Regions from separate parts of the Homo sapiens genome. Here region 2 is linked to region 1. Evidence: read pairs that join two places in POLR2A ChIA-PET (ENCODE). Cell type or tissue: B cell. All regions are shown on one strand. Links, peaks and the distances in the headings refer to the core of each region. The heading gives the core; the rest is flanking DNA.

Region 1 (5,381 bases), core at 182-5,181:
TTACCCCATGAACAGACCTATAGCCTTGATCTATTTATTACTATTGTGAAAAAAGGAACAAAAGAAAGGGAAATAAATTCATAACAATCCCTGCACACCAAACTTATGTATCATCTACCCATCTACCTCTTTCTCTCCCACCTGTCTTTATCTTTTACAATTATAATCAAAGACAGTGGGCCAGGTGCGGTGGCTCATGCCTGTAATTCTAGCACTTTGGGAGGCTGAGGCAGGTGGATCACTTGAGGCCAGGAGTTCGAGACCAGCCTGGCCAATATGGAGAAACCCTGTCTCTACCAAAACTACAAAACAAAACAAAAAAAACTAGCTGGAGATGGTGGCGCACACCTGTAATTCCAGTTACTAGGGTGGCTGAGGCCCAAGAACCATTTGAACCCAGGAGACGGAGGTTGAAGTGAGCCGAGATTGCACCACTGCACTCTAGCCTGGAAGACAGAACCAGGCCCTGTCTCAAAAAAACAAAACAAAAAAAGGCAGCAGACAATTTTCTATCTTATTTTTTACCACTATATGCGTCAGATTCGCACCTGTTCAGAGGCCAGGAAACTTACCAAGGAGTCAAATGATCTCATTATTGCATTTTGCATGTTTTTAAACCATTTTGGATGGTTTTTAATCCAATTCTAAGACCACGTTTTCTCACATTTTAATGTCTCTGAAATCTGGCTGGGCCTGACAATTGATCGGTTTCAGCCTGTGTTACTTTTTATCACAGTAAATGGCAGCACATGGTTTTGCTTTTTTTCTTCATAGTACATAAAATAAGGTGCACGCATAGTGTTGTCTCATGTGCTAAGAAACATGGTGCCATAAATTGTACTTTTTCTTTTTTATGGGTTCTTTTCCCATAAGTGAGATGACCAGGCTTGAATATGGATATTTTCAAGATTCTTGATACACATGGTCAAATTTTGTGTCTAGAACAGTGGCATGGGTTGACCCAGTCCCCCGTGATATGTATGAGTGAGCTGGTTTCATCACAGTCTAATCAGCATTAAGCATTTCCGAATGTTCTTTTTGGTTTGCCTAATTTAATAGGGAACTACAAATGAAGGAAAAGCATGAACAGTTCCCACTTAACCTTTCTTCCATGCTGACTCTCTTATGAAGGATACCTGGAGCTCCTGGGGCTCCTAACTCTTACAGTTACCAGGGTCATCAATTTGATGAAATACACAATCACCATCATCATCATCATCATCCCGTGGTCATTCTGACCCTCACATTTGCTTCTCAGACTCTGCCCCACTCACCCCTGCTGCTGCCCTGAGCTTCCTGCTCTGCCCTCGCCAGCTTGGCCTGGCTAGGCCCCCAGAACCTCAAGATGAACAGCTGATGTGAAAGTCAACACTTCCTTTCTACCTTGCCCCCAATCTTCACAACCAATGCCCCCCAAATCCAACAAACCTGCACCTCACATATCAAAGACACAGTCTATTTCCTACTCGAGATGGCCATAAGGTACAGGAGGAAAGCATTTCCTCTGGAGTCAGGCCAGGTTGAAATCCCAATTTCTGTTTTTTTTTGGAGACGGAGTTTTGCTCTTGTCACCCAGGATGGAGTGCAATGGTGCGATCTTGGCTCACTGCAACCTCTGCCTCCCAAGTTCAAGCGATTCTCCTGCCTTATCCTCCTAAGCAGCTGGGATTAGAGGTGTGTGTCAGGATGCCTGGCTAATTTTTGTACTATTAGTAGAGATGGGGTTTCACCATGTTGGCCAGGCTGGTCTCAAACTCCTGACTTCAGGTGATCCACCTGCCTCGGCCTCCCAAAATGCTGGAATTACAGGCGTGAGCCACCGTGCCTTTGCCTCCTAAGTTCAAGCAATTCTCCTGCCTCAGCCTCCCTAGTAGCTGGGATTACAGGCGCATGTCACCACGCCTGGCTAATTTTTGTATTTTTGTAGAGATAGGGTTTTGCCATGTTGACCAGGCTCATCTTGAACTCCTGACCTCAAGTGACTTGCCCACCTTGGCCTCCCAAAGTGCTGGGATTACAGGCATGAGCCACCACACCTGGCCTAAAATCCCATTTCTGCCACTTTCTAGCTGTGTGATCTTCAGAAGTGACTTTACTTCTCTGTGCCCAAGCCCTGTATGGGCTCAGTACTTGCCTAACATTCTGAGACCACTGTATTATCAAATCTTCCCGACAATCCTGCAAGGGCAGGGGTGGTAAATAATCTTTTCACTATTTTCCAGATAAGGAAACTGAGGCTCAGGGAATTGAAGGGCACACAGTTATTTTGTGCCTAAGGACACATAGTTATTAACATGCACTGTTCGAGACCAGCCTGACCCACATGCAGAAACCCCATCTCTACTAAAAATACAAAGTTAGCCAGGTGTGGTGGTGCATGCCTGTAATCCCAGCTACTTGGGAGGCTGAGGCAGGAAAATCGCTTGAACCCTGGGGGGCAGAAGTTCTGGTGAGCTGAGATTGCACCATTGCACTCCAGCCTGGGAAACAAGAGTGAAACTCCATCTCAAAAAAAAAAAAACAAAAAAAACCGCACATAGTTATTAACATACAGGGCTGGGATTCAAATGGTCTGATGTGGAATATCAGGCTACTTGGAGGTTTTGTGAAGTCCTTTTACAGCTTTTCATCATTTTGATTTTAAATATTTCAGTATAGTGGAAACACCTGAACAGGGAGTTCTCCCTCTCCTGTTTGAAACACCAAACAGAATTATCCTCTCAAGGCTGGGATATCCTCTAATGCTGCAAGACCACAGAATCCATTACCTTTTCGTCCCAGGTGGCCATGTCCCTGTTGCCTCTGGATCTGAAAAATAAAAAGACATTTGTCCAGATCTATCATCTTGCTGCCATCTGCCTTGGTATGTGCTCTGTAATCCTTTCTTACAAATTAGTTTTAAGTTAGTTTAGTTTTAACTGTGCCCGAAATTAGTGTAAAGTACAAAGTATATGTAGGAGGGCATACATCCTGGATATAGAGCCAAATGAACTGAAACAGGGACTCAAACAAATACTTATTTGTACACGAAAGTTCATAGGCTTTCACAGCATTATTCTTAAAAGCCAAAAGGTGGAAACGACCCGCTTGTCCATCAATGGATGAATGGATCAACAAAATGGGTCTGTCCACACAATGGAACGTTATTTGGCCATAAAAAGAAATGAAGGGGGCCAGGTGTGGTGGCTCACACTTGTAATCCCAGCACTTTTGGGAGGCCAAGGTGGGTGGATCACCTGAGGTCAGGAGTTTGAGACCAGCCTGGCCAACATGGTGAAAACCCGTCTCTACTAAAAATACAAAAATTAGCTGGGCATGGTGGTGGGGACCTGTAATCCCAGCTACTTCGGAGGCTGAGGCAGGAGAATCGCTTGAACCCAGGAGGCAGAGGTTGCAGTAAGCCGAGATCGTGCCACTGCACTCCAGCCTGGGCAACAGAACAAGACTCTATCTAAAAAAAAAAAAAAAAGGAAAAAAAAAAAGAGAGAGAAATAAAGTATTGATACTTATTACAATGTAGATGAACCTCAAAGATACCATGCTAAGTGAAAAAAGCCAGACATAAAATGTCACATATTGTATGATTCCATTGATATGAAATGTCCGGAACAGGATATGAAATGTCCAGAACAAGCAGATTGGTGGTTGCCAGGGGCTGGGGACAGGGAAGGATGGGGAGTGACTGCTTAATGGATTAGGGGGTTTCCTTTTGGGATGATGCAAATGTTCTGTGCAGCTAACAAGGTATTTTTTAAAAAGCAAAATGATATATTATTAATTTTAATACAAAGAAAAACAGTGAAAATGTTCTGATAGAGGTGAAGGCCGCACACTGTGAAATGTACTTAAATGCCACTGAATTATTCACTTTAAAATGGTTAGCTTTACATTATGTGAATTTCACTCCAATTGAAAAAAGACAGACATTACAGTGTTGGGGTTGCTCTGAAAAACAGTAAAACCTTCTGAACACCCACCACCAGCTATATCAGTGAATGCACCTCTGAGCAGCAGGAGCTGCTAGTGCTGTTGAGTATTCACATATGGACGTGGAAAGACGCCAGCCACAGAGCAAACAGAGGAGTCACATTACGGCAGAGTCTACAGGATGACCCCATCTAAGTCAAAAGAAATACAGATGCTTTTTTTTGGTCCGTAAGGATCACTCTTCGCAGTGGTTATCTTTGGAAGAAAAGGGAGTGATCTGGGTGTGGGGCTTTCCTTCTCTGCTTCTGGGAGGCGTGAACTTTTACAATGAGTAGGTGTTACTTTAAAACGTTATTTTTAACATAGGTGATCTATGCATGTAGTAAAAAGTTTAAATTATACAAAAAGATATTCTATGACAAGTCAGTCTCCCCTCTACCCATTATCCTTCCCAGAAGTGGTCGCTCTGACCCTCTGACCAGTTTCCTACGTCGCCTTCTGGAGTATTCTATGCCCTCACAAGCACATGAGTAGATACTCTCCCCCAACCTTTTATTTTATTTTTTTTGTAAACAAATGTGAACCCACATACTGCTGTGAACCTTATTTCCCTTCAGGGTGTGGTAGGCAAAATAATGCTCCCCTTCAAAGATGCACATACCCTAATCCTTGAACTTGTATATTACTTTACATAGCAAAAAGGATTTTGCAGACATGATTAAGTTGCAGCTCTCAAGATGGAGGGAATGATTTTGGATTATCCTAGTGGACCCAATGTCATCAGAGGGGTCTTTGATAAGTGGAGGCAGGAGAAAGAAGAGATTGTGAGGACAGAAGCAGAGGCTGGAGTCAGAAAGATCTGAAGATTCAGTGCTTTAAAGATGGAGGATGGGGCCTCAATCCAAGGCATGTGGGCCCCTCTAGAAGTTGGGAAGGCAAGCAAACAGATTCTCCCCCAGAGCCTGCAGCAGCAACACAGCCCTGCCCATACCTTGACTCGAGCCCACTGAGACCGATTGTGGACTTTTGACTTCCAGAACTGTAGCATAATAAATGTGTGTTATCTTAAGCTGCCAAGCTTGTGGCCATTTGTTACAGCAGCCACAGAAGACTAACACAGTATCTCAGAGGTGGTTCTATGCCAGTGTGTCCTGTATGAAGTGCACGCCTTGTCATGGCTGCACATGAGTCCCCTGTAGGAATGTGTTTAATCCTACTAGTGATGGACATTTACGGTTGTTTCCAATCTCCTCCCACCCCAGCGCTTCCATAAATAACCCTGCACACCCTTTTTTTTTTGTTGTTGTTGTTTTGTTTTGTTTTGGAGTTGGGGTCTCACTCTGTCACCCTGGCTAGAATGCAGTGGTGCGATCAGAGCTCACTGCAGCCTCAAGATCCTGGACTCAAGCGATCCTCCCACCTCAACCTCCCGAGTAGCTGGGACTATAGGCACA
Region 2 (5,381 bases), core at 352-5,351, 50 kb before region 1:
CTTTTTCAGTGATAAATCATGTGCATCTTCCCATGTCAATATAAAATTTACCATTGAGCATTTTCCATGTGCCAGGCACTGTGAAGAGCTTTTCAGGCATTACTTCATGCACCCCCCTGGGAGGGATGCACCATTGTCTCCATTTACCTGATGAGAAAAACTTAGGCACAGGAAAGCAACTTGTCAGAACTAGTGATAGAGCTGCGTTGTTGTTGTTGTTGTTGTTGTTTTTGAGATGGAGTCTTGCTGTGTCGCCCAGGCTGGAGTGCAGTGGTGTGATCTTGGCTCACTGCAACCTCCGCCTCTCAGGTTCAAGCAATTCTCCCACCTCAGCCTCCCAAGTAGCTGGGATTGCAGGCACCTGCCATCATGATCAGCTAATTTTTGTATTTTTGTAGAGATGGGGTTTCACCATGTTGGCCAGGCTGGTCTTCAGCTAATTTTTGTATTTTTGTAGAGACGGGGTTTCACCATGTTGGCCAGGCTGGTCTTGAACTCCTGACCTCAGGTAATCCGCTCGCCTCGGCCTCCCAAAGTGCTGGGATTACGATGTGAGCCACTGCACCCAGCCCTAGAGCTGTAGTTTACAAAATATTCTTGGCTGGGCATGGTGGCTCACGCCTATAATCCCAGCACTTTGGGAGGCCGAGGCGGGCAAATCACTTGAGGTCAGGAGTTCCACACCAGCCTGGACAATATAGTGAAACCCCATGTCTACTAAAAATACAAAAATTAGCTGGGCGTGGTGGTGCGTGCCTGTAGTTCCAGCTACTTGGAAGGCTGAGGCATGAGGATCGCTTGAACCCAGGAAGCGGAGGTTGCAGTGAGCTGAGATCATGCCACTGCACTCCAGCCTGGGCAATAGAGCAAGACTCCATCTCAAAAACAAACAAACAAACAAAGCCAAAATATTATTTTCTGTGTATGTATCTGAGCTGTTCCACTCTTAACAGACATGTTTCCAGTTTTTGCTGTTATCCACAATGAACATTCTCATATATACATACATTTTTGTACACTTCACTGATTAAATCCTTAGGATACATTCCTATAAATGAGTTAGTTTGGTAAAAATGAATGGAAAATTTAAATATTGATACCAGATTGCCCTCCAGAAAAATTGCAGTGCTTTACACTCCCAGCTCCAGTGAGTGGAAGGAGTTGTTTCCCATACTCCTGCTGGCACTAAAGCATTTGGATAAACTTTCAAGTTCGAGAAAATTGGCTATAAGCCTAATAGCTATTAATCTGGGTTTTGAAGATTGGAAAATAATTTTGTGGGGTTTGGTTTTGGGAAAGAAGGCATTCTTTCATAAAACTGATTTATAAAAAATTGATTTTTATGATTTTAATGTATACTGTATATGTTATTTAAATAATTAATGCTAGCGAAAAATAATTCTCTCAACCCTGTGTCCAGCCACCTAGTTCCTGTCTGCAGAGGCAGATCGTTATGTCATTGTCTCATGTACCCTTCCAGAGGAATTCCATGACTAAGAAGCCTGCAAATACAGTAACATGCACATACAGAAACACATCCTTTTAAAAATGGCGACACAACTAGATGTGAGCTTCTTGAGGGCAAGGACCACATCTGTTTTTTGCTCATCAGTGTGTCTCTGATGCCTGCAGTGCTGCTTGGCACATTGTGGGTGCCCAGTAAGTGTTGAATGAATACTTTAATTACACCATAACGACTGTTGGTTGTTGTGTTTGCAGTATGGGGTTCCTCTGCAGACTTCAGATTCGTTTCTGAGATTTCCTTCGTCCCTGACATCATCTCTGTGCACTGATAATAACCCTGCAGGTAAGAAAGTGGTCATTCTTCTTTCCTTAGACATTTGCTGTTATTATTAGGTTGGTGGAAAAGTAGTTGCGGTTTTTGCCATTAAAAGTAATGACCAAAATCGCAATTATTTTTGCACCAACTTAATACTTTACATTTGTAGTAGTCATCATTAAACAGGCCTCGTAACTAAAAACAGAATCTTCGGGTTAAAAGAGGCCTCAAAGGTCACGTAGTTCAATTTCTCACCCAGGGCCAGTCTTTTCTACCACATGCAGTCACTGCTTGAGCACTTGTAGTGATGGGGAACTGACTACCTGAAAACAGCTCACTCAATTGTTTAACACTTCCAGTTGTTGGAAAGTTCTAAAGCATATCAACAGCTAACCATTATTAAGCACATATTGTGTGCTGGGTATTGTGTTAAGTGCTTGTATGTGTTTTCCCTTAAATACTCTCTGTAATCCCTTGAGGCCAGGTTAGTATCTCCATTTTTTAGAGCAGGAAACAGAGATGTACAGTTTCTTGTTCAGGCTCACTCAGGTGGTGGTGGAACAGGAATGGACCCCATGCAGTTGGCCTGCAGCCTGTGCTCCCCTATGCTCCTCTCCATTCAGGAGCCTCCAAGAGTTTGCAGAATGGCCCCCTAGGCAGTGGAAGGCAGCAGGCTTGGCTCTCCCATCCCCAAGGGGCCTCACTATGAAGAAGCTAAGTAATGGACGATAGGAATGTATTCTGTATTCTGCTGAAAAGACAAATGTATTCTGCTGAAAAGACAATCTTGCACACACGAAGAACAGTGTAAATTAAAACCAAACCAAAGGCTGGGTGTGGCGGCTATGCCTGTAATCCCAGCACTTTGGGAGGCTGAGGTGGGCAGATTGCTTGAGATTAGGAGTTTGAGCCTGGGCAACATAGTGAAACCCTGTCTTTATAAAAAATACAAAAATTAGCCAGACATAGTGGTGCACATCTGTAGTTCCAGCTACTCAGGAGGCTGAGGTAGGAGGATTGCTTGAGCCAGGGAGGTGGAGGTTGCAGTGAGCTGAAATTGCACCACTGCACTCCATCCTGGGTGACAGAACAAGACCCTGTCTCAAAGAAAAAAAAAAAAGAAAACAAAACCAAAAACAACTCCCCCTCCCCCACAACAAAACCTAAAAACCAAACTGAGATACCATTTTCCCCTGTCAGATTGGCAAAACTCAAAAAAACTGAAGCTGTGGGGAAACAGGCAGTCCACCTACATAGCTGGTGAGACTGTAAATTGGTACAACCTTGGTGAAGGGCAATTTAGCAATTTGTATCCAGATTAGAAATGAATGTGCTCTTCAACCCAGCTGTTCTACTTCCAGGAGTTGATCCTACAGAAATGCTGGCCAATATGCAAAATAATAGATTGCAGCATTGTTGGTGGTAGCAAAGATGGAGACAACTTAAGTGTTCATTAATAGGGAACTGGTATAATAATTATGCCACATCTATAATACTAATTATCCCCAAGAAAGGAGGAGCTGCTTCATGTAAAGACAGGCCAATCTCCAAGATATATTGTTCAGTAAACAAAATGAGGGGCAGAATAGTGTATATATTGTACATTTGTTTCCAAAAGGGGAAAGAAATAATAATAAAAATATATGTATGTTTTTTACACACATATTTGTTTTTATTTCCATAGAATATTTCTAGAAAGAGACACAAGAAGCCTCATGCCAGTTGCCTCTGGAGAAGGGGACTGGTGGTAGCTGGGGGGCAGGACAAGAATTGGAGGGGGATTTACTCATTATCTTTTTGTGCTTTTTGAATTTTGAATCTCATGAATGTATTCTTTTTGAAAAATAATTTAAAACATTGTAGGCCAGGCGTACTGGTTCACACCTGTAATCCCAGCACTCTGGGAGGCCGAGGCGAGAGGATCACTTGAGGTGAGGAGTTTGAGACCAGTCTGGGCAACACGGTGAAACCTTGTCTCTACTAAAAAAACAAAACAAACAACAACAAAATTGTATATCTGTGTTGTAACTTATTTTACAGTTTTACCTAGATTAAAACTTTTTAGTTGCCATTGGAAAATTGAAAAATTTCTTCTCTTTTGTATTTTTTTTTCCTTGGGAATGTTAATGATTTCTAGCGTTTCTGGTGAACCAGGCTGTTAAGTGCACCAGAAAAATAAATTTAGAACAGTGTGAAGAAATTGAAGCCCTCAGCATGGCTTTTTACAGCAGCCCGGAAATTCTGAGGGTAAGAATTATTTTGAAGTGGAACTTACTCATTAGGTATGTTTCTGTTCTTTCTGCGCTTTTAAAATATGACAAGTACAGAATAATTTCAGTACATGATTGACACTCGAGTTTAAATTTCTCCAGTACTTTTATATCAGTGATTATTGAAATAATCCTTTAAATAATTTTTATTTTTTTATAGTTAGCTCATATTTTGCTTTTGTTGATTTTTTTCTTTCATTCATTTTGATGGTAACCAATATCTGTCTCCTGAATAAAAACAAATCTTTACGAATAACTAAAAACTTTAGAAATCATAAAAACATCTTCATGTCTGTGACAGAAATAATCTTATTAGCCCCAAAAAGGGCTCCCTCTCAGAAACAGGCCAGAAAAGAAGAGGAAATCCACTTTCTGGTTGGCAGATGACACAGGCAGTCAGGAAAGAACAGGAAATGGGAGAAGTGGGCACAATGGTGAAGGGGCCCCTTCTCTCTGGTTACAGTGACTGAACCCTAAACTGAAGAAATGATGAGGCCACTGGCCCACATGACAGATGAGATGGAGGGTGGCAAGGGAAGAAGACCTTTTTCAATGATTAAAAACCATATGATAGGCTGAGGCAGGAGGATCACTTGAGGCTAAGAGTTCAAGAACCAGCCTGGGCAACATAATGAGACCCTGTCCCTACAAAAAATAATAAAAAAAAACCTTTTGTGTCATGGTTGTGCACACCTGTGGTCCCAGCTACTCAGGAGGCTAAGACAGGAGGATCACTTGATCCTAAGAGGCTGAGGTTGCAGTGAGCTGAGGTTGCAGTGAGCTAAGGTTGCAGTGAGCTATGATCGCACTCCAGCCTGGGTGACAGAGTGAGACCTGGTCTCTAACAAAACAAAACAACTGCCCCGCCAGAAACATACGATTATTGTCAAAGGGGTCCCCTTCCCAATTTCCTTTTTATGAGGGGTACAGGGGTAGGGTGGTTCATGGCACCATTATTTATCTGGACCTCAGTTTTTAGGATCAAATTTAACCTTTCCCTCTCCCCTCATTTTCTCTCTCCCTCTCTTGTGTAAGTCAGCCATCTAGGCTTGTGAATTCTTCTAGTTAGCTTGAGCTCACAGTTGTCTTGAAGCAATTCCTTGGGCATCCAGGTACAGTTCTCTTTCAGCACAGGTCTCTCCAAACAGGTCTATTTGTCTCCCTCCCCACGTTTCTCAGTGGGCCCTTCAGAAAGAAAGCTGCAGCTCTACTGGGGAGGCAAGAGCTTGTCATTGAGGAGGCTTGGGCCAGAGGCAGGAAGACCAGTTAGGAGTCTGTGGAAATCGCCTGGGCAAGCAATGGTGGCCTTCCAGCAAGGACAGGTGCAGTGA

What was found. ChIA-PET counts read pairs that join two places held together with the same protein. Peaks named below come from ENCODE experiments on the same cell type or tissue, not always from the same donor. Only the 100,000 strongest peaks of a DNase experiment are listed, where the experiment ranks them.
Region 2: POLR2A ChIA-PET joins it to region 1 with 9 read pairs; 7 of 35 experiments call an interaction of 5 or more read pairs at or near these places.

What each region holds. Positions count from the first base shown.
Region 1 is chr12:110,680,457-110,685,837 of GRCh38, forward strand. HVCN1 (hydrogen voltage gated channel 1) reads right to left here. Exons shown (of 8, transcript NM_032369.4): 3 at 2,769-2,808. The coding sequence starts at 2,789. Among named protein-coding and RNA genes, the nearest start is that of HVCN1, 6.0 kb to the right of the region's middle. In B cell, for the core only: no CTCF peak of the experiment used is centred there; no DNase peak of the experiment used is centred there; H3K4me3 peaks cover 2,850 bases; H3K27ac peaks cover 4,882 bases.
Region 2 is chr12:110,630,753-110,636,133 of GRCh38, forward strand. TCTN1 (tectonic family member 1) reads left to right here. Exons shown (of 15, transcript NM_001082538.3): 5 at 1,720-1,807; 6 at 3,918-4,027. Among named protein-coding and RNA genes, the nearest start is that of TCTN1, 19 kb to the left of the region's middle. In B cell, for the core only: no CTCF peak of the experiment used is centred there; no DNase peak of the experiment used is centred there; H3K4me3 peaks cover 404 bases; H3K27ac peaks cover 1,692 bases.